2 separate regions of the Homo sapiens genome follow, and region 2 is linked to region 1. The links are chromatin loops, found by intact Hi-C in ENCODE. Cell type or tissue: endothelial cell of umbilical vein. All regions are shown on one strand. Each heading gives the region's core, and the rest is flanking DNA. Links, peaks and the distances in the headings are about the cores only. Region 1 overlaps CADPS2 (calcium dependent secretion activator 2). Region 2 has its middle 46 kb from the start of TAS2R16.

What was found. Hi-C counts contacts between places; a loop is a spot of excess contacts. Peaks named below come from ENCODE experiments on the same cell type or tissue, not always from the same donor. Only the 100,000 strongest peaks of a DNase experiment are listed, where the experiment ranks them.
Region 2: a loop joins it to region 1, with 5 times the contacts of the local background. A loop is called at or near these places in 5 of 110 quality-filtered maps.

The regions. Positions count from the first base shown.
Region 1 is chr7:122,797,929-122,810,329 of GRCh38, reverse strand. The region is part of intron 1 of CADPS2 (calcium dependent secretion activator 2); the gene reads left to right. Among named protein-coding and RNA genes, the nearest start is that of CADPS2, 82 kb to the left of the region's middle. In endothelial cell of umbilical vein, for the core only: a CTCF peak has its summit at 6,755 (motif pointing left); DNase peaks (open chromatin) are centred at 6,779 and 7,859; H3K27ac peaks cover 1,629 bases.
Region 2 is chr7:123,035,102-123,047,502 of GRCh38, reverse strand. No RefSeq gene overlaps it. Among named protein-coding and RNA genes, the nearest start is that of TAS2R16, 46 kb to the right of the region's middle. In endothelial cell of umbilical vein, for the core only: no CTCF peak of the experiment used is centred there; a DNase peak (open chromatin) is centred at 6,252; H3K27ac peaks cover 2,070 bases.

The DNA.
Region 1 (12,401 bases), core at 2,104-10,103:
AATGCAAATGGATCTTCCAAGGGGTGGAAGTAGGTCAATAGGAGCCACAAGCTTCCTTATTTACCTCCTTACTTACCTTCCCACTTACTAGGGAATCTGAAGAGTTCTGGGGAAGGAAGAAATCATATGCTTCTTCCTAAATTATTTTTAGAGGTGAAGCAAAGCCATTACTTGGTACAACATTTTCCAAACCTAGTTTCAAGGACAGACGGATGCTAGATGTAAACTTACTTGGGCAAAAGCTAGAGTAAACAAATTTAATCAGGTCCTCTACTGCAAGGTATAGCTGAGATCTCAGAGCTTGGGTCTTCAAGTAGAATACACCATGAACTGTTTTCCAGCTCATTTGACATAGAACATGTGTGCATATGTGTATATGTGTGTAATAACCATTAGCACCTGCCATTAGTACCTTTGAATGACTGAAATTTTGGAAATTCTGGCTTAGAGGTTGACACGTGGAAAGACGAGAGAATCTGTTGTCTTTAGAGTTGTATATATAGGCAACAAGCTCTTACCCTATGAGGGTGGACTGGACACTTGCATGAACTTATACATTCCAGGTTCTGTATATCCCGAGAATAACAAGACAGGAGGAGACATTATTTCCCACAGGAGTTGTTAGTATTTGACTTCTTATAATTAGTCTTTCCTTGGACCATTATAAAATTGCCAAATTAGACCAAAATATTTAACTGGGGAACATCATCTTGAATTCCTAGTATGAGGCAGTCTTTTTTTTTTTTTTTTGAGACAGTGTCTCTCTCTATTGCCCAGGCTGGAGTGCAATGGCACGATCTCAGCGCACTGCAACGTCTGCTTCCCGGGTTCAAGCAATTCTCTGCCTCAGCCTCCCGAGTAGCTGGGATTACAGGCACCCACCACCATGCCTGCCTAAATTTTTTTTTTCTTTTTTTTTTTTTTAGTAGAGATGGGGTTTCACCATCTTGGCCAGGCTGGTCTTGAACTCTTGATCTCATGATCCACCCGCCTCGGCCTCCCAAAGTGCTGGGATTATAGGCGTGAGCCACTGCGCCCGGCTGAGGCAGTCTATGGATGATTGTAGATTTAAAGAGATACCATATCACAAAGCTGATTCACACTAGGAGGTGAGGGAGCACACTTTTGTCTTAGACCCTTGCCATATTTTTAACTTTGCCATTTTGGTATTTTAAAACATTGTTATATGAAACAATATTTATACAATGTATATACAGAAAACCACATGAAGCAGATATGAAGCATAATGAGTTACTAAAGGCAAACATCCTTGTTTTGGTAACAAGGGGATACAGAGCCTTGCCAAGTACTCCAGGAGCCTGTAAGTGTCCCCTCCTGTTAAGAATATAAGGAACATATAGTCCTACATTTAATGAAAATTATTAGTATGACAATCTGAACTTTTATATACATACATATATCATGCATATTTACCATACATATATAAAATGAAAGATAAATAAGCTTATATTTCCTAGATCTTTTCTTTTTGTACTGAAAATCTGTAGAAACAGTAACCAATCTAGTGATAGTGAGCATTCCTAGGACCAAGATAAAAGTCCTGAAATAAGGCTTTCCAGAAATTCATTCAATATCTTGGTTGTATTGAAGCAGAACATTATTGTGGCAACTGCTGGGATTTCAGAAAAAGCCATAAGGGTACTATACCTCTGTTCAGAGATATCTGAACTGGATTTGTTTTACATTTACAAGGAAAACTTCAATTTATGTATAAGAAGTAGACAGTTTGACATCTAACTTCCTTGCCTCAAAGCAACACTTTTAAGTGTCTGTGTGGGCTGTCTTAGACCAAGCAAGTGGTTTATGTTTTATCACTCCAGCAGAAGGTAATGAAACTGTTATCTTGTGTATTAATGTTATACCACAGGACTTCATGTTCTTGATCAACAAAGTTGTCACAGTAGTTAAGATTAATAAGTGGCAGAGAATGTAACTGGGCTATACTTTGATATTGCAAAACCACATTTTACTTTCTTAATTCTAAATCACAAGGGTACGAACTGCAGAAATACTAATGTTGTAAAAACATGAACATAGAATGTTGCCAGGGAAGCAGTTTAACAACACACTGCACCATTAATACATATCAGAAAGCCCATATTTCCTAGCTTTTTTTTCTACAGAAGACACATAGAAGCAATAACCAATCTGGTAATCGTGAGCACTCCTAGTACCAAGACTTGACGTTCTGAAATACTGCTTTCCATAAATTTATTCAGTATATTAGTTGTATTGAAGTAGAATGTTATTGTGGCAAGTGCTGAGGCTTCAGAATATGTTGGAAGGGTACTGTGCCTCTGTTTAGAGCTATCTGAACTGGATTTGTTTTACATCTACAGTGAAAACTTTATATCTACGTCATTTGTTGAAGTCTTAATCCCTAGTACCTCAGAATGTAACCATATTTGGAGATAAGGTCTTTACAGAGGTGATTACATTAAAATGAGGCCTTTTTGGTGATCCCTAATCTGGTCTTACTGGTATCCTTCTAAGAAAAGGAAACTTGGGAAACAGACCACCTTCCCCCAATGCCCCCCATGCCAAGATTGTATGTGCACACAGAGGAAAGGCCATGTGAGGATATAGCAAGAGGGTATCCATTTGCAAGTCAGTGGAGGAGGCCTCAGAAGAAACCGGACCTGCCAACACTTTGATCTTGGACTTCCAGCCTCTAGAACTGTGAGGAAATAAATTTCTGTTGCTTAAGCCACCCAGTCTGTGGCATTTTGTTATATTAATAGCAACCCCAAAAGGAACAAACTTGGAAGGGGAGCCGCCTCCCGAGGCTGGGTTTCAGACCTCATTGTAGACATTATGATTGTGGCCTATTGGATGTCAGAGAAGTTTGCTGAGTTGTCCAGGCCAGAGTTGGTCCATACTTTCCAGTGGAGCAGAAAATTTCTCTCCAGATTATAGGCAACTTGAGGCTGGCAGGCCTGGAACACCTCTCATGGGTTCAGGTGGGCCCAGCCTGGTGGATGGACACATGGAGGGATTCAGGCACTGGGGATATGATCACTGGCTAAGTGATGTGAGTCTTGGAGCCTGCAGTGTCTGTGTTGGGAGGGCCATGGTGACATGTTCACTGGGCCAGAGTTGGGCTGGCTATGAACTTACCAAGGGTCTGTGGGTTGGGGCATACCGCTGGGGTAGGCCACCAGCACATGCCCCCTGCATGCACTGCTTGTAGCAGGGTGGCAGGAGCATAAAGAAGCAAATACAAATGTGCTGGAACGAGGAAAGAAAGCCCCTTCCTCTTGCTCTGTCCTTACAGTATCCCCTAATGACAAAACTTAGCATCATTTTCACTGCAAAGGAGGAATGCTTACTTCTAGTGTTCAGCTCTCTTTTTAGAAAATAAACAGTGGATTTGGTGCTAAGAGGCAATAGATTGATAGTTGTCACATGTATTCTCCCCTGTCCCATAGATTAACACAGTCTTTAAGGCTGTTTGGAAATCATGAAACAAAAACAAATTTTGCAACAACTTATTTTAGTTTTAATATAATCTGTCCTTAGATAATAAGCTAACAGATTTCTATATTTGAATATTATTAAGTAATCATAGAAGAAAAGATTACCTAAGTGGTAGGTCTGGGGGAAATTCTTAGCACTAACTTCATCACTCATGGTTTAGATAATCTGTATTATTTGTTGCAATTACTATGTTAGAATATTTCCTGGACTGCATTAATGTTAAGCTGTGAGAGAAAGATAAAATCATTCGGGTTGTTGTTAATAGATGGCAGGACTCTGATTGTCAATTTGTTTTTTAGACATCTTAAAATATTTAAGTCAGTGTTAAAGCAGCATTGGTGTTGTAAACCCATTAATTGTCCATGCCAATATAGTGAAGTAACTAAAGAGATAATTAATTGGGCAATAAATTGTAGATTCTGGCCCTTATTTCCCAATCACATTTCGTTAGATTTGTTTTTAGTTCTGTGGGTACAGTAGTAGAAAAAAATGACATAGATCAAATTATGATTATTACCAGTTCTAAACACTTTTATTTCATTGTAGAACTGAGATCATCACAATACTGATTTATTCATTCTAAAGTGAACACTAATCTTCCACATCCTCAGAGATATAAGGAAACATTTAGATAGTCAACTTTCCTAACTTGAATTTATAATTTTGTAAATTGCTTATGAATAGCTTCTAACAATGTGAGTCTCATCTATTGTGACTGCCACATTAAGAAAATCCAAAAGCCTCAAGAAATCAGGGCTAGTACTTCTTATTTATATTTTCAGAAATGATCATAAAACAAAGGTTTGCACATTCAGTGCTCTAATATAAATATTAATACATATAAAAATCCATACCTCCTACTTAACAGAGAAAGGGCTATTTTGTTGGCAAGTTTAAAAATATTTAAAACATCCATGAAGAGCTAATGTTACAGCTGTGTGCCTCATTTTGCTGCCCTATCCAAATTTAAGCATTCACAGGGCTGTAGCAAATTAAAGGTATCCATGTGCATTTTTTCTTCCTTTTGGGAGAGAAGTCTCTCTTGTGAGTTATAGGGCACGTATTTCCTGGTATCTAACTGGTGCCTTTGTGTATACTACCAGCATTGGCCTTTCACCAGCCCTTGACATTCAGAGACCCTCTGCTGTGGCTTCTCCTGATACCTGGTTGCTTGACTCATAACCAGGAATGGTGATTATGTGACATGTCTGAATTAAAGAGAAGGCAATTTTGGAAGGACCACAACTTAGGCTGTAAGCTGATAAGTATAGAGAGTTTTGATCTTTGGTTCCACTGTTAAAATTACTAGAACCTTACTCATCTGGACCTAAACTATCTAAAATATAAGGGAAGTAAACAATAAAAATAATTGAAGACCGGGTGTGGTGGCTCACTCCTGTAATCTCAGCACTTTGGGAGGCCAAGGCAGGCGGATCACTAGGTCAGGAGATTGAGACCATCCTGGCCAACATGCTGAAAACCCATCTCTACTAAAAATTCAAAAATTAGCTAGGCGTGGTGGCAAGTGCCTGTAGTCCCAGCTACTAGGGAGGCTGAGGCAGGAGAATCACTTGAACCCTGGAGGCAGAGGTTGCAGTGAGCCGAGATAGTGCCACTGCACTCCAGCCTGGCGACAGAGCAAGAATCCTTCTCAATAACAATAATAATAATAATAATGATTGAAAATGCTTTCAGCATTTATCAGGGTACCTTGCTGGGGGTTAGCTATGGGGTTACAAAGGTGATTCATGTGGCTCTTGTTCTTAAGAAACTTGTAGTTAATAAAGGAACACAAGATACATACACAATTATTATTAAATAATGTATCTCTAAATGAGTATAACAGAGTTCTCTCACTGAAGTACACAAGGTTGTGATAGATAAGAATTCTATTTACCAATCCCCAGAGCTTATTCATTGTTTCATGTACAATTTTAGTAAGCCTATTTAATTTTTAAGTATATGGTATTAGAAATAGCAAACAAATGAGGATAAGAATTTCTATAGGCAGCATAGTGAATTACCATGAAAAATGACAGTTGACTTCAAGGCAAGACATAGGAAATCTTACAGAGCATATAAGAATTTGAAAAGGATGGCAATCCAGCATCATTTGATATAGGAACACTGACCCTTTATGATGCATTGGGTCCTGAGGTGTCTCTGTATCACAATATTGAGTATAATTGCCATTCATAAGATAATTCCGCAGTTTAAGAAAGGCTTAAATTTCGCATCTTTTTCTTACACTACACACTCTAGTTCTACCAACATTCTTGACATTTCCTTAAAATGTCATTTAAGAAATTTTCTATTAAAAACAATAAATTAAATGATCTTCTGTCTTTAAACCAAACTGTCAGTGATTCTAAAATCATCAGCCATTCATTTGTATAGGATGTTAGAGAGCAGATGTTTAATTATATTGAGTATTTTCCTGAAAGAAAAATAAAATAACCTAAATGCACAGGTTATACCTGTGGCTGGAAAAATGCAACGTGCTAGTCCTCAGCAGTTGTATCTATTTGAAGTCATGACTGATAGCTAATGCCTTGTCTTGGCTTATAAGAAGTTGGTTTAAAATGAATTCATTAGTTTTCCCTTATGGAGAAATACTGGTTCTGCTAATGCCTTGGCACTGATGCGGGGAAAGGAAACTAAGTGGGCTAGGATTAAAGCTTCACCTCTAGACTTTTCTGAACAAACTAGAGTGCAGGTCAGTCAGGAACCAGAGATAAGAGAGCAGTGTGGTAGCTGGGAATGAGTGACCACAGTGAACTGGCCAAAGGAGAGCTGTCCCTTAAGCAAAAGCTTCAGAGTGTGCTTTGCAGTGTTTTTTTTTTTTTTTTTTTTTTTTCCATTCAAGCCTGGTTTTAAAAAGACAGGATAAGCAGCAGGTCAAAACTAGGGATCCTAAGTACAGGAATTCTCACTTTATTAAGTAACCCATCCCCTAGAGAAATTTGAATATAAGATGTGTATTAGGAAAACCAGGACTTAACAGGACTTAAGTGTAATCACTTTGGTTATTTTAAAAATGTTTTGATAGCTATCTGCATTTGACTTGTATCATGCTTAGTTGCAAAGTACTTGTTTTCTTCATTAAATTTTTATCACCACCGATCCCACAGACATACAAACTACCATCAAAGAATACTATAAATTTTTAAAATGAATCAAATGGATATCTGATTTCTTAAATGTTTTGGTTGAAGAGACCAATGATCAGAGGCATGAGCTGCCAAGCCACAAGCTCACCATCTAGTGGTGAAAGTTTCCTGTGATTTATGGCTTTGTCACATTTTCATGTGATTCTGATAGAAAACACCATAGAAAATGGCAAGCTCTGTGTCACAGAGGCAGCAATGTAGCGTTCTTTCAGACTCCAAAATGAGATTCCATCACAGAACATTCTCTCTTCTGTTCTTCCTCTTGCAGCAGCAGGGTGAGAATTTAGGGAGGTTTTGTTCTTGTTCCTAACTTCAAAGGGAAAAAATGAGTCTTTCTGAATTGTGATTTCCCTTTACAGAACAAATGCTGGCAACATTTACCTTTTTTCACTTAAGATTTTGCATTTTTTAAAGCAGCAGGACAGGGATTAAGTGGGTTTCTATGAGCAGCACTGAGTGTATTTCCAGTGTGGCTTGTTGAGTTCAAGGTTATAATTTTGAATGTTTTTTTCTGAGTTTATATATGTTGTGACAAAGGTAATAAGGGAGTTGGAGGAAGTGAAGAGGCCTGTTTTCTTAAAACACATACCTATGCATACAATAACAAACCTATATTGAGTTTTTCTTCCTTTAAATATAATTCATATTTTTTTAGAAAATGTGAAAATAAAACATTAAATACAAATAAAGTCATTTAAAATATATGAGTGGAGGTAATTGTTGTATTATGTGCATCCATATATGTCTTTTGTGCACATAAATTTGACTACAAAAATGGAATTGTGCTCTACGTTCCATTTGCTTTAATTCCTGTCCCTAATTGTTCTTCAGCAACATCAGTTTAATGGCTGTATATTATTCCATTGTATTTATGTGTAATTCTTTGGCTCTGTAGGTTTTTAGATTGCTGCTAATGGTGAAAGTAGACACGTGCTTTAAGAATTTTAAGAACAATAAGCTCATGTGTCAGTCATTGTGATACCAGCTATCTGGAAATGACAAGAGAGACATGATTTCTGAGCTCTTGGAACATAGTTCTGATGGGAGTGCTAGAGGGTAAGCATTGTTTAGTTGTTTAGAGGATAAACATCTCATAGATGAGATGGTCACAGTTTGAAGTGGATGATTGGATAGATCACACCTAGGGTGTATTATGGGCCTGTATGTGCTTGCCTACCTTAAATAAAGAAGTCCAAGAACGGATTTTTGGGGGCTGAGATCCAATGAGTGAGACTGACCAGCGATTACCGAAGAGTGGAGGTACACAGCATGTGACGCAGAGGGAACAGGAAGTGCATTAGGCAGGGCCTGAGGCAGGAAACAGCACAGCTTGTTCTAAGAAGGGAATAATCGTAGGTTCTCTGGTATTTCTTTTTTTCTCATTGAAAATGAATTGTAAATGCATGTCAGTTTTTAAGAGCTGAGCTTTTTTGGGTGCATTTGTAGGGTAATCAGGGGGATATTTCACACATTTACAGTATAGAGTCCTCCAAAATAGAAGTATGAAAACTCTTTACTTATTTGAGTTTTTTTAATGTCCTTCAGTAATTTGCTTTTATAAATAGATTTTATACATGCTGTGACACTGTTTAGACATCTTATAGCTTTTCTAAATAGATTTTATACATGCTGTGATACTGTTTAGACATCTTGTAGCTTTTCTATTATGAGAGATTTTTAAGTAATACTTTTTAATTATTTGAATGTTGATTTTATATTTGAATCTTTACCAGAGTCTTATCAATTCTAATAGTTTTTTAAAAAGTGATTCTCACCTGCGCAGAGTGGCTCACGCCTGTAATCCCAGCACTTTGGGAGGCTGAGTTGGTTGGATTGATAGAGCCTGGGGTATATAGTGAGACCATGTCTCCAGAAAAAAAAAATAAATAAAAATTAAAAAAAAAGATTCTCTTGGCTTTTTCATTTTCATGTAGTTATATAATTTGTTCAGGAAAGACAATTTTTACATTTTTTTCTTTCCTACATATGCTTCTTTTTGGTTAACATTTTCTTTTCTCATTGCATTTACTGAAAGTTCCATTATGTAACTTTATAGTAGCAATGATAATAGGTATCCTTGTCTTTTTCCTGATCTAATGGGAACATGTGTAATATTTCTTCACTATTACATGTGGTGATTTGTGCTAGATATTTTTTATTAAATGAAGGACCTTGAATACTGTTCCTTGCTTGCTAATACATTTTGTTAGCAAAGTGATGAATTACTTAGATCAAAATCTTTCAAGCACTTACTGATATGATCACATGGGTTTTGTCCTTTAATCTGTTAATGTAACAGATTTCTTTAGGAGTTTTTTTAATACATATTGGACCACTTAAGCATATCTGGTATAAACATTAGTAGGTTTAGGATTTTTGCAGCATTTCTTATAACGTACATTGGCTTTTGGTGCTGTCTTTGTCTGATTTTGGTTAGTGGATTATGTTAGTCTTACAGTTGAACATTCTGTTTTGGTCTCTATCTCTCCCTATATGTACATATTTTTGAGTATTGCTTTGGCTTATAGCATTTCTAGTTTTAAATGTGCTTTCTTTGCCCAGTTTTTATGTACAATTTTCATTTTAATTTTCTCTTTAGCCCAAATAGTGTTTTTCTTAATTACCCCAAGGTAAGAAGTTCACTTGAATTTTCTTTTTTTTTTTTTTTTTGAGGCAGAGTCTCGCTCTGTCGCACAGGCTGGAGTACAGTGGCACAATCTTGGCTCACCAAAAATCTCCACCTCCTGAGTCCAAGTGATTCTCCTGCCTCAGCCTCCCAAGTAGCTGGGATTACAGGCATGTGCCACCACGCCCGGCTAATTTTTGTATTTTTAGTAGAGACAGGGTTTTACCATGTTGGTCAGGCTGGTTGCGAACTCCTGACTTCGAAAGTGATCTGCCTGCCTTGGCCTCCCAAAGTGCTGGGATTACAGACGTGAGCCACCACACCCAGCTGAATTTTTTGTTTGCTCTTTTCCTCCTTTAGTTGTAAATTCTTATTTTACTATACTAGCTCTATTATTGAAGCCTCATATAATGTGGTTCCTTTTTTTTACTTCATGATCTAGGACCCTGCTATTCAAAATGTAGTTCCCAGGCAGTTAACAGCATTAAGGCAAATTCTCAGCCCCCAACCTACATCTACTACTTTAGAATCTCAATTTTAAGAAGATCCCAGGGTATTCCTATGAATTTTAATGTTTAGAAGTCACTGCTCTGGAACTTGATCAGTTTTTGTAAAGCTTATAGATTACAACAGTGTTTTTATTTTAAAAGCTTATCTGTTTATGAGGTAAAATTTTCTCTCTAATAATGTATTTTGGCAAGTTGTCGTGTTGAACCTCTATGTGCTTTTTATTTTGAGAAATCTGAAGGAGATGTTAAATTTTCCAGTATGATTCTACATATATCAAAATATTTCTCATAAATTTTATATTGTGAACCAATAAATGTTGAGTAGGAATAAAACTAGTATTATAACCGTGGATGTTTTTGCATGTTATTTTATTCAATGTTTAATATAGTCCAGGCACTGAACTTGCTAGTAGATAGTAAAATAATATCTTTTATGTAAATGCTACTTTTCCACTTGTTAAATACAATTTATGCCATATGTAGTGTTTGCATATGATGTGGTTTTCTACCCAGGATAACCGAGTAGTAGAGGTTACATATCTTTTTTTCTGAAGAGCTGCCAGAGGCAGGCTTTCAACAGTCACATAGCTTGTAAGTGGCCAAGTGAGAATATAAATTTACACCACCTGATTTGAGTTTCAGTGGCCTTTCCTCAATGCCGATAGATGTGTTGACTGAAAGAAGTATGAATATGAGACATTGAACAAACTCTCTATGATAGAAAGTGAACAGTTGAACATTTAAAAAACTTTTAATTGCTAGGTGTATTTTGACTAATATGAGTGCCAGTGTTAACATTTTAATCTCCTTGTTCAGACTCCTTTTGACACATAGATTATAATCTTGCATTTGATTCCATTTAAATTATTTAGGTTAATTGCATTCTAGATAGCTATACTTCTTTTCTTTTTTTTTTTTTTTTTGAGATGGAATCTGGCTCTGTCACCCAGGCTGGAGTGCAGTGGTGCGATCTCTGCTTACTGCAAGCTCCACCTCCCGGGGTTCACGCCATTCTCCCGCCTCAGCCTCCCAAGTAGCTGGGACTACAGGCGCCCACCACCACGCCCGGCTAATTTTGTTTTTGTATTTTTAGTAGAGACGGGGTTTCACTGTGTTAGCCAGGATGGTCTCGATCTCCTGACCTCGTGATCCACCCGCCTTGGCCTCCCAAAGTGCTGGGACTACAGGCGTGAGCCACCGCGCCCAGCCCTACATAGCTATACTTCTTAAAAATATGCTTCTGTCTTCTCTCAATCTAGAAAGAAAAGAATAATACTGTATCTGTGTTCTGTTTTTTCTGGCATTAGTTAGTCACTACATTTTAAGGCAATATTATTGCCAAGGCAATTGGCCAAATGTGAGAGCTGGTATTTAAAGGAAATGGCCATATTTTTGAATGGTGCAAAGACTACAAACTTGAATCTATTTAAGATTTGTTTATAAGGCACTTTCTTATTTATCTTGTGACTGTATGAAAATGTGACAGCATTTTTACGATTGGAAGACCATTTCTCTAAATGGGAGGCACACCTGAACAAATGATTGCACTTGTCCTCCTTGTCACAGGGATAAGGCTGTCTTTCATCAGGTGAACATCTAGCTGTCCAAGGTAACTGTGTTAATGAGAGCCTTCTACAAAGGAAGATTTCTTCCCCTCCTGACTCCCTGTCTTGCAAAAATCAAGCAGAAGTTGAGGCAAGTGTACATAAGTATTTTCTGTGAGCTCAGGAAAACTCAAACATTACTTTCATAGTGTAACTCTTTTATTTTCCTTCTGGAACAAGTTCTTGATGAAGTAGAGTTTATAGTAAAACAGAAGTTTCTCTAGAGTTTCAATATAATTAAGTCTACAAAAAAATTGCTTGTGATGGAGGCAATGGTAGAGTTTCCTACAGCAATTTCAGTAAGGGGCCCTCATTGAGACTTTTGTCAGAAAGATTTCCCTGTAATATTACATATCGAGTAAAATAAAAGTAAGCTTTGCAAAACTAACCTTTTGTTGGCTTTGTAGCATTTGGGATAATATAGGACATCTATATACATTGATGTAGCTGCAGAGGCTATAAACAAATGTCCTCTGGGTAGTCCTGGTTCCAGTTTAAATAGGGAGCTTAATATTGTTTCAGTTAATACTTCAGACTTTAGATGGCCTAGTTAGACTGTGGTGAAGTTTATACACTTATTTTGAACATTCATTAGGGAGAGTGGCATTTTACCTTGGTCTAGGGGCTGGGTGAACTGCAGCCCTGGACAAGTATTGATGTTTGGGTCAAGGAGGAGGATGTGTTTAGGGACGATCACAGCACCTTTTCCTCTCTTGTTTTTTCCTTTTGATAGAATAAGGAGTTAGGGAAGGAAAGGGAAACCTCATTGGTAAGAATTGTATTGTGGTGTTAAAATGTTTTATAGAGTTTTTTTTTAATGCAACAACTGCATTGGAAAACTGTTATTCAGTTTTGCATAAAATTGAACTTGCTCTGTGACAAAGCAGTTTTACTCCTTGATATATAACATTGAAAAAAAAAACCTGCACAAAAAAACTTGACACAAATATTAAATAAACATGTATAACTCAAAATAATGCAAATCTCTATGAAT
Region 2 (12,401 bases), core at 2,578-10,577, 240 kb before region 1:
CCACTTTCAGTGCTGGACAGATCTTCCAGACAGAAAATCAACAAAGAAACATCAGATTTAATCTGCACCATAGGGCCAGGCATGGTGGCTCATGACTGTAATCCCAGCACTTTGGGAGGCTGAGGTGAGTGGATCATCTGAGGTCAAAAGTTCAAGATCAGCCTACCCAACATGGTGAAATCCCATCTCTACTAAAGATACAAAAAAAAAAAAGCCAGGCATGGTGGTGGGTGCCTGTAATCCCAGCTACTTGGGAGGCTGAGGTAGGAGAATCACTTGAACCTAGGAAGTGGAGGTTGCAGTGAGCTGAGATCATGCCACTCCACTCCAACCAGGGCAACAGAGTGAGACTGTATCAATAAATAATAAAACAAAATAAGATAAAATAAAATAATCTGCACCATAAACAAATAGACCTAATAGATATTGACAGAACATTTCATCCTTGGCTGCAAAATACACATTCTTTTCCTTAGCATATGGATGTTTCTCAAGATTATACCATCTGTTAGGTCACAAAACAAGTCTTAAAACATTAAAAAAAAATGAAACAATATCAAACATCTTCTCTGACCACAATGGAATAAAACTAGAAGTCAAAAACAAGAGGAATTTTGGAAACTACATATACACATGGAAATTAAACAATATGCTCCTCAATGATGATGGGTCAATGAAGATATTAAGAATGAAATTTTAAAATTTCTGGAAACAAATGATAATGAAAACACAACATATCAAAACCTACTGGATACAGCAAAGACAGTACTAAGAGGAAAGTTTATAGCTCTAAATGCCTACATCAAAAATGTAGAAAAACTTCAAGTAAACAATCTAATGATGCACCTTAAAACACTAGAAAAGGAAGAGCAAATCAAACCAAAGATTAGGAGAAGAAAGGAAATAATAAAGATCAGAGCAGAAATAAATGAAATTAAAGTGAAGAAAACAATACAAAAGATCGGCAAAAACAAAGGTTGATTTTTTGAAAAGACAAACAAAACTGATAAACCTTTAGCCAGACTAAGAAAGAAAAAAGCAAGAAGACCCAAATAAATAAAATCAGAGATGAAAAGGGAGATATTACAATAATATCATAGAAATTCAAATGATATTTGAGGGCATCATTAACAATCTATACTAACAAATTTGAAAACCTAGAAGAAATGGACAAATTCCTAGACATACAACCTACAAAAATTGAACCATGAACAATCCAAACCTGAACAGACCAATAATAAATGTAATAAAATTGAAGCCATACTAAAAAAGTATCCCAGCAAAGAAAAGCCTGGGACTTGATAGTTTCACTGCTGAATTTTACCAAACATTTAAAGAACTAATACCAATCCTCAAATCATTCCAAAAAATGGAATAAGAGGGAATACTTCCAAACTCATTCTATGAGGCCAGTATTACCCGGATAACACCACCAGACGAAGCCACATTAAAAAAATAAAACTACAGACTAACCTCCCTGATGAACAACGATGCAAAAATCCTCAACAAAATACTAGCAAACTGAATTTAACAACACATTAAAAAAATCATTCATCATAATCAAGTGGGATTTACCCCGGGGATGCAAGGGTGGTTTAAAAGTTTAACACCCAATAAAGCAAAAATTGCTTTATTGACTGAGAAATAGTGATGCCTTTCATTGAGTTTAATAATAAAAGATAAGAAAAAAAAAACTTCTGTGACAAGGATGAGTTGAATTGTAGAGTCCCTGCATGTGAAATGCCAGTGGGACATATAAGATTATATGAGATGTCAGTAGAACTATCAAATATTATCATTGGATATATGAGTACTTAAAATCAATTGGTAGAAAGTATAGATCCTATAATTATACTGGTTTAGTTAGAAACACCCTGACTGTGAATAACAAATACGTGATTTTAAAAGATAGGGATTTTTTGTTTCCCATGTAACATGACTAATTTGGATTTGGATATTTCAGGGCTTGATGCTTCAGCCCCAGGATGTCATCAATGACCCAAGCACCCTAGGCCTTTCCAGTCTTCTATTCTTTCTGGTGGTTTGTAATTTTAAGGTCACCATAAGGTCATAAAGTAGTTGTTTTAATTCTACACCAAAGCATCCACATCCCATGAAGGAAGAAGGAGGAAGAGAGCAGGACAAAGTTACATACTAGTAGAGTTTAGTCCTTCTTTCAAAGAGATTTTCCAGAGATCTTATCCAATAACTTCTATCCATACCTCTCTGGTTAAAACTATGAAATGTGGCTGCTTTTACCTGCAAAGGAGTCTTATGTTAGGCACATTGCTATTCCAACTAAATCAAAGTTCTTTTAGAGCAGAAAAGCAAGAAATCAAATGCTGGTTGCATTACTGGTAGTGCCTGCACTGTCCCCTATGTTCAACCTACATATATTAAAAAAAGAAAAATTCATTTGAAGGTTTATTTTAAGGACATGCTTTTCACCATTATATAATTTTTTTTGCACTTTCCAAAGCAATTTTACCTATATTTTTCTCATTTGTTCTTCACAACAACCTCGTGAAATCAGTGGACAGTAATGTTTTCCCAGTTATCTTAAAGAAGCAACAGAAAAACCTGGTTAGTAAGCAGTTAAAATAAAACTAGAAGCCCAATTTTATAAAATCAGAGCTTTTGATTGTAAAAACAAACAATTCTAATTTTTAACTGAATTGACAGGATGTTTTTAATATTACATAAGCACAGTTTTTCCACCCTTCAGAAAGTACAGAAATTATAGCAGTTTATTTCCAAATTGATATCAAAAAGGAGTCTACAATTTGCCTAAGTCACTCAAAAGCCAGTATTAGAAAGACATCCAAAGTCTCTTCAAGCAGATGCCAATCAAATATGTTTTGGAGTAAGGGGATAGCAAGAGAATGGATAATCAGTTTCTCTGTTCTCTCTGACTCCTTTATTTCCATATACTCCTTACTGTGATGAGGAGGGTCTTTGGTAAGACAGAGACTTCATTTGCTTCGTAACATGTTGCCATGAGATAAAATTGAACATGTGAGGCCAGGCGTGGTGGCTCATGCCTGTAATCCCAGCACTTTGGGAGGGAGAGGGGATGGATCACCTGAGGTCAGGAGTTCGAGACCAACCTGACCAACATGGTGAAATCTGTCTCTACTAAAAATACAAAAATTAGCTGGGTGTGGTGGTGAGTGTCTGAAATCCCAGCCCCTCGGGAGGCTGAGACAGAATCTCTTGAACCTGGGAGGCAGAGCTGACAGTAAGCCGAGATCGCAGCACTGCACTGCAGCCTGGGCGACAGAGTGAGACTTTGTCTCAAGAAAGAAAGAAGGAAAGAAAGAGAAAGAAAGAAAGAGAGAGAAGGAAGGAAGGAAGGAAGGAAGGAGGAAGGAAGGAAGGAAGGAAGGAAAGAAGGGAGGGAGGGAGGGAGGGAGGGAGGGAAGGAAGGAAGGAAGGAAGGAAGGAAGGAAGGAAGGAAGGAAGGAATTGAACATGTATATGGTAGATGGCCCATTCTGGGAAGGAAGGAAGGAAGGAATGAAGGCAGGAAGGAAGGAAGGAAGGAAGGAAGGAAGGAAGGAAGGAAGGAAGGAAGGAAGGAAGGAAGGAAAGAACTGAGCATGTATATTGTAGATGACCCATTCTGAAGAGACTAGGAAAAAAGAAGCCTCTTTCTTTGAGGAATGGTAAGAACCTATCAGTCTCTGACATGGCAATTGTCAGTAACCCTGACCTCAGAGACCCTGAAACTGCCCACAGAATGAAACTGGACCCTATAAGAGTATCAGAAGGCTAGAGAAGACAGATGACAATCTGGAGGAAGAGGAGGGCAGAAACTAGAGAAAGAGGATATCCTTATAGGAGACTGACTGTATCTAACAGTAAGGCAACTTGATGTAAAGTAATTTTGCTCACCTATGTGGCTCCATTTGCATCTGTATCAGCTAGTCAAAAATCTGCTCTCTTTCTCATAATGGACTGTGCTCAAATTCATTTCTGGATGTTGTGAACAGGAATACATTTATTTGTGGTAATAAAATAATAAATTTATGAAAATAGTTTTCAAGTATTGTTTGAATTATAAATTGCACTAGTGGTCATACCTATCTAGTAATGCCTCCTCTTCATAGTTCTGCACATCAAAAGAAAATACAGGTATTGATGCAACCAATCCATATTATGTATATATGGGTGTGTGTATATCTATCTATCTAGATAGATAGATATATCTATCCATATAGATATATATCTATATCTATCCATATATATCTATATCTATATCTATCTATCCATATATATCTATATCTATCTATCCATATAGATATATATCTATATCTATATCTATCTATCCATATAGATATATATCTATATCTATATCTATCCATATAGATATATATCTATATCTATCCATATAGATATATATCTATATCTATCCATATAGATATATATCTATATCTATCCATATAGATATATATCTATATCTATCCATATAGATATATATCTATATCTATCCACATAGATATATATCTATATCTATCTATCCACATAGATATATATCTATATCTATCTATCCACATAGATATATATCTATATCTATCTATCCACATAGATATATATCTATATCTATCTATCCACATAGATATATATCTATATCTATCTATCCACATAGATATATATCTATATCTATCTATCCACATAGATATATATCTATATCTATCTATCCACATAGATATATATCTATATCTATCTATCCACATAGATATATATCTATATCTATCTATCCACATAGATATATATCTATATCTATCTATCCACATAGATATATATCTATCTATCCACATAGATATATATCGATATCTATCCACACAGATATATATCGATATCTATCCACATAGATATATATCGATATCTATCCACATAGATATATATCTATATCTATCCACATAGATATATATCTATATCTATCCATATAGATATATATCTATATCTATCTATCCATATAGATATATATCTATATCTATCTATCCATATAGATATATATCTATATCTATCTATCCATATAGATATATATCTATATCTATCTATCCATATAGATATATATCTATATCTATCTATCTAGATAGATCTATATATATCTATGTAGATCTATATAGATATATATAGATATTTACAGATATATACAGATACATGTAGATATATATACAGATATATATATATATATATATAGAGAGAGAGAGAGAGAGAGAGAGAGCATACACATTTTGGTCGAAGAAGGAAATAGAAAAAATGGAACATTTCACCCTTTTTGCAGACTATAGGACCTGGATTATTTTTTGTTTGCTACATACATGTTAGCAACATTAATCTCCAGGTCTAAGGTTATAGCCACCTTGTCATGCTACCTGCATATCAGAGGTGCTTTCCAGCTGATGATTAATTTAAGCATCTTAATATATCTTGGAGAGTTATTTAAACAGATCAAGACACGAACTTATGACAACATAAGGAGACACAAGATGAGAAATAGAACTGGAATATTCTCCACTGTCTTGGTCAAATTAGAGCTCCAGTATTTTCTCCAAAATTTTTCAGAAGTTCATCAGTATCCATAGGAGGTCAGAGAAAGTTAAAACGAAATATAAAATAGAGAAGTATTGCTTGGAGGCCTTTTGGTTCTAGAAAAATAAAAAGACGTGACTATGGATGCAACCTCCTTTCCTGATGATCTTTCTTTACTTTTATCCATTCCTTGAGTTTGCTGATACATATGCTTTGTATAAGTCAATTATCTTGGTTTATAGTTTTGTCATTCTCATGACCAAATGTTAGTACAATGACAAAATTTGCTACATATTGCATTTCCATCCAGAAAACATTTTGATATTCCTGGCCAAAGCAATTGCCCATTATATAAAAGTCATTTATTACAATAATGATTATTAAATAAACTGATCAACTTTTGACATTTCTGCTTTAAAAACATCATTTCCACCAATCACAGTACTCCTTTCAACATTCTTCCTTTTGTGACTCATATGTTTCCTTTTCAATTACCATTCAATTTACCTTTTCAATTAATACTAAAAAACGTAAGTGCTATGACAATGTTATGAGAATAATCCCACACAAAACCTTTAAGAATTATATTTTCCATTAACCTCAATTGTGAGAGTTGTTTTCATTTTTTGAGAAAGGCAAATTCATCAACCATGAATCACAGTGGTTTAGGAAATGGAACCATTTCTTGTATTTGTGTGTGTTAGCTCAGAAACAATACAACCCAGACTTCTCTGAGCTGACCACATCTCAGTGGTCAGTTGAGTGCATCAGACCCTTTGACTTTCTACAATCCTTTAATAATGATGATTGCAGTTTTCAAGTGGTAAGTATTCTTGACAACTCAGTAATGTTTCATTCATATATATATGAATATATATATATTTGCTTCTTTTGGCAGGAATTGGATCATCTCTTTTGAGTTTATCTGTTCCTTCTGCCTTCTATTTTCTTCTACTTCCTACAGCCAGGAATAATAGAATGTGTCTTTTACTTTCATTCCGAAACTTTCAGTCTTTCACAAAAAATAAAGAGAAAAATGTCTGAAGTTAATGAAAGGCAATTTTTTCCTTTACCCACTGGGAAAATTGAAAGTATGACCTTTCCAAGAGACATAATGAGAGACAGCTTAAAGTCTGATAAAAAAAAATCTATGTCAAATTAAGTGATTCCCCATCCCATTATTGCTCATCAAGTAAGTTAGTGTGCTCAGTCAAGATTACTCAGGAGCTAGACTATCTTGTGCAATTTACAAATACTCTCTCCCTTGTCTCTGTGAAGTATACCTTAGTTTCAGCCCCATTACTTCTTCTGTCGTTTTTCAGCTTTCATCCATTAGCTGATCAAATTCCACATCAGACACCAGTAACCGCGAACACCAATTTCAAGCACAGCAAGTTGAAATGAAGAAGCTCTTAGCAATGTGTCCTTTACCTGAAAAGAGCATCTTCATTTCTATGCTAAGAAGAAAATCTGTGCCCTATTCTGAGTTTAGCTATGACTAATAATTTAACCTGCAGTTAGTCTAATTTTCACATTGTAAAGTAGGGATGAATAATACTTTTAGAGTAGATATGAGAATGGAGAAGGTTCCTATTATATTATCAATAAAAAAGATTAAAATAGGGATAATAATAATAGCAAGTAAATAATTGTTTTGGGCTTTAAGTGATGCAAAGGGGTTTCACATGCAGGTTTTTCATGTTTATTTTTTAATTTGACATCACAACACACTCAAAAATGTGATAGGTAATAAATAGTACAGTTAAGGAAACTTAGAGACTTTAAGTGACTTAATCAAGGTCACACATTTAGGAGTAATCAAAACCTTTACTAAAACAAGGTCATCCAACACCACTCCCCAAATGTCATTCCATAAATTAAAAATAATGGTTAAATAAAATTAACGATCTAAATATTTTTATCTTCATTCATAAAATACTGTTTCTTTAATCATTGAGAAATAGACTCTTTAAACCTGAAATGTCTTATAGTCCAGTCTTTCACCCCATCTAAATATCTTTTCTGCAATGTATCAGATGGAGGGTCCTCTGGCTTCCTCTTAAACTCCAATGTCAGATAGCATTCCACTCTATATATGACAACCTGTTCCACTGTTAGTTTGAGTTGTCCTAGTGTCTGTGGAAACAATATTTTCTTCTCTTTAGCTTCAAAACACCTATACCATTTGCACTCTCTGTATGGCACCCAGCCTGGCACTTCGTTATGTTTTCCAGACCCTCTTACTCCAGCCCACTGGAAAACACAGCTCAATGATGGCTCTGCATATATTTTAAAACAGGTTTCCCTTTGGTTTTTTCTTCTCTCAGATAGATTTCTCCAAATCCTCTTTTGAGATAGTTACCTCATTTCTCTCTAGACTTAGCATCTCTTTCTTTCCTAATTGTCAAAAGAACTTCCAGTTGAAATTTCAGCTCTCTTCTCTGTGAGACACTTGAAGACTCCCCTAGATATTTGAAGGCTTCACAGCCCTCTTCTGCTCTCCAGTGGGGATGAGAAAATTGAAGGCCAGCACTGTAAGTGACTAGTCTAAGAACACAAAAGTCGTGGTGCATGACTCCTGGATGGATTTCAGTGAATATCGTCCTATCATTATCATGTTAAAGACTATTCCTTCTTAAACTTGCGAATATGAAATGCTAAACAGTCTGTAGAATGTTAACAATCACTGAAGGAATGTGCTCAGTTGATTCTGTAGTTAAATTGTCATTTGGTGTACCTATTTCTTGGGGCTATAACTTGAAATTCTTGCCCTCTGTGGAAAATCACTACAAAGATGATTATCACTGTAACATCCTACAAGTTCATATTATTAGTCAAATGATATGCATTCTACTTCTGGGGAAAATAATTTGAAAGACCATTGTTGGAGCTCTGCTGATGAACTATGGAATGAATTTAAGGCAACGCCTAGGATGTCTCCTGGTTACTAAAATTAGGCTGTCTGGGAGTACTGTGAAAAACAGTATTATGTATTTACAGTGTTCTTCTAGGGTTTTGGTACAAAGAAGTATTAAATACACAAATATTTATTTAACTGGTATAATAGAGGAATAGGTTGTTTTGATTACTCCTCAAACTTTCTGACAAATTAAACATTCGTTAGCTTATGGAATACAATTGCTGGAGCAATGAAAATATTTGACGCAGAAAACTTCTTTCATGTGTGTAATTGCATGGTTTATTTTTAAACAATGTGTTTTTAGAAATATGGTAATTACACACACTAAAAGCTGGCAGCATGATAGCTGATAATATTAATATAGATTAAAAGAGTTTAATTAAGTAGGTATACAAAACAATCCTCCAGTTTTTCCATAAGTAAAAAGCTTAAGTAATTAATAATACAAAAATAAAGGAATAAGAAGTCGGACATTTCTGAGTAATAATAAAGGTTTGAAAAGTATTTTCAATGGTTGCAATTAAAATGCTATTGTCCATCCATTCCTGCTTTATAGTCTTAGAAGCTCTGATTAGTATACTTAACATCATCAAAGCACCCCCCTAAAAAATTTTTATCCTTCAAGCATGAAGATCACTAAAATATCTAAGAACTTTTTTTATTATAACAATACATGTTGAACTTAGAAAATGAGAAATATCGGGAAGCATATCCACAAAAATTAAAATTACCCAAATTCTATTACTCAAATGTGAAGAGTTAGCATTTTGCTTTAAATCCATTCTGTCTTTACCTGTGTCTATATATAAATGTAATACGTTAATTTGAAAAACTGGGGTCATATTGACAAACTGGGGTATATAATGAAGTATAACTTTTTTTCTCACTTAGGAAAATACTACAAAGGCTTTTCAATTTCCATATTATTGAATACACTTCTAAAATAATTTAACTAAAAATGCTGAAAGATATCATTGGTACATTTATGCTCTAATAAGCCAAATGTGGTGTGCCTGGATTTTTTTTTACTCGTTGTTTTACGTTCCATTTGTTGTTAATATTAACAATATTAAGTAGGACAATAGTCCCCCAAAAATGTCCTTGTTCCAATCACCAAGAGCGGTAAATATGTTACCTTGTATGGCAAAAGAGACTTTGCAAATGTGGTTAAATTAAGGATCTTGAGATGAGAAAATCATTCTGGGTTATCCAGGCTTCCCCAGTATAATCACAAATGTTATTTTAAGAGGGAGCTCTTGGCCTTGCAGATGGAGATGGGGTCATAGGCCAAGAAATGCAGGCAGCTTCTAGGATTCTCAAAAGGCCAGGAAATGGATTCTCCCCTGAAATCTCAGAAAGAATACAGCCCTGCAGACCCTTTTTAGCCTTCTAACCTCCAGAACCGTAAGATAATAAGTTTGTGTGGCTTTAAACCACTAAGTTAGTGGTGCTCTGTTAAAGCAGCAACAGAAAACTAATACAGCTACTTTATGCTGTTGTTATTACTAAATTATCATCATTTGTTTATATTTTCTGTTTTATGACTTGCCCAAAGCAAGAATTAGGTAACCTAAATCTGTTAGACTATAAATGCATTTGCTTTTTTCCTTCTACATTCATGAACGTATAACAGTCTTGACAATAGTCAGAAACCATCTGTGGTTATTACCCAAGCTAATAAAATCATAAGCCTTACATCAATAGAAGAAATAGATTTAAATACACACTTTGAGACACAGAAACTCAAAGATCTTTAGCTAAGGGAATTCAGAGACTATAGAATATAGGTACAACTAAGTTTTTTCATAAGAAATACTTTACATTTTTGAAGAACTGATGCACATTTAGGTGAAAGTTTCATTTCACTGAACTTTAATTCCAGTTTATGGTGAAGTTAAAACAGGGCTTAACTAGCGGTATCACAGGTATGAACAGAAAAGTTTAGTCAGCATTTCCACTAGGACAGGTAGAAAAGCTAGGTATTACCTGGAGAAAACAATGTCCCACAGAATAAGTGACTGGAGGAGGGCAGTAACCAATTTTCCTCAAATGGACTTTCCAGGCTTCCTTCATGAAACAAAGAACACTTGCGAAGAAAATGCCATACCTCACACGATGTATGAAGCCCGTGTTTTACAGACTCCCAGTGCAGCATTCAGGCACTGAATCAATCCTTCTGCACAGCAGATGCTACTTTGGAATCTATCAGTACAATGCCCTGCACCAATTTATTTTAGGAACTTGTTAAAATGAGAGTGACACTCTTCTTTGAATGGGCCCAATTTGACTGATTTCTTTAATAAACAATGAGATGGAAGCTCATGGATAACAAGAAACAGAATTCTGTTAAAGAGATTGTCTACTTACACCTTCAATACCTACTAAGATAATTCAAAATAACATTCAACCCAACTCTACTGGTGAGTCTTCTTTTCTCAAAATTTTGAACAAACATAGAGTGCTATGTTAGTCCAGGTTCTCTGAGATGCAGACATAAAGATAGGATTAAACGTGCAAGAATTGTAATGGGGAAAATGCCTACGTAAAAGAAACAAGCAGGGGAGCTGAAAGAGGCTGGGAGAGGCTGAAAGTCTGACCTTAAGTGAAGGAAAGAGTGAGAAGAGGCCGGGCGTGGTGGCTCACGCCTGTAATCCCAGCACTTTGGGAGGCCGAGGCGGGCGGATCACGAGGTCAGGAGATCGAGACCATCCTGGCTAACACGGTGAAACGCCGTCTCTACTAAAAAATACAAAAAATTAGCTGGGCGTGGTGGCGGGCACCTATAGTCCCAGCTACTCGGGAGGCTGAGGCAGGAGAATGGCGTGAACCCGGGAGGCGGAGCTTTCAGAGAGCTGAGATCGCGCCACTGCACTCCAGCCTGGGCGACAGAGCGAGGCTCCATCTCAAAAAAAAAAAAAAAAAAAAGAAAAAAGAAAAGTGAGAAGAGGTTTTGCGGAAGTATATCCCAGACTACAGTGCAATCTAAGGCAGGTTTGACAAAGCTATAGGCACTCCTGGAGCCAAAGTAGGCAAATAAAGGAGTCCCTTGTATCTCAAGAATGGGTCTACTTTAGCATTCCACTGCACTTAGTCATTAGCTAGGAAGAGCATCAGCATAAATGTGGTGATAGTTTTCTAATCACAACTTTTGGGGTGCTGGGTCAATTGTGCTCCCTGGAGTAGGAGATCTGGAGGCACATCCTTGGGGCTGTCATAATCTATACCTCACACTGTACAAAGTGTACTTCTCACAGCTTTGGGGAACAGTTCACCAGTTTTCCAAGAGCCATTCTTCCCAAAGAAAAGCTCAGAAGAAGGAAAGTAGGATGAACTAAAGCCGCTGTCACTGCAAACTGTCTTGGAACTCCTCCTCACCCTCCTGCACTTTCCACTCTGAATTCCTTCAGCTTTGCCGAAGATCTTAAAGGATTACCTGGTTCGGGGATGCAAGTCTTCACACCTGAAGGTTCTGAATATTTGGCAGTAATATCCTTCTCAATTCAGAGTTGCTGCCCACATCTATTCACAGTTACAGTGGAACAGGGTACAGCAGGAAGAATCCCAGGAATCACTTGGGTTTCATGTGCATGCCTCCCTACTCACATTCAGTGCCTCCTCATGATGACTGGGGTCAATCGTCCCAGGAATATGGTGACTCTTTCTTTCGCCTGATGGTCCCTGGGCACTAAGAGTCCAAAGCATCCTCAAAGAAGACATAACTTTTTTTTCTTTCTTTTTTTTTTTTTTTTTTTGGAGACAGAGTCTTGCCCTGTCGCCCAGGCTGGAGTGCAGTGGCTCAATCTTGGCTTACTGCAGCCTCCGCCTCCTGGGTCCACGCCATTCTCCTGCCTCAATCCTCCCGAGTAGCTGGGACTACAGGCGCCCGCCACCATAGCTGGCTAATTTTTTTGTATTTTTAGTAGAGACGGGGTTTCACCGTGTT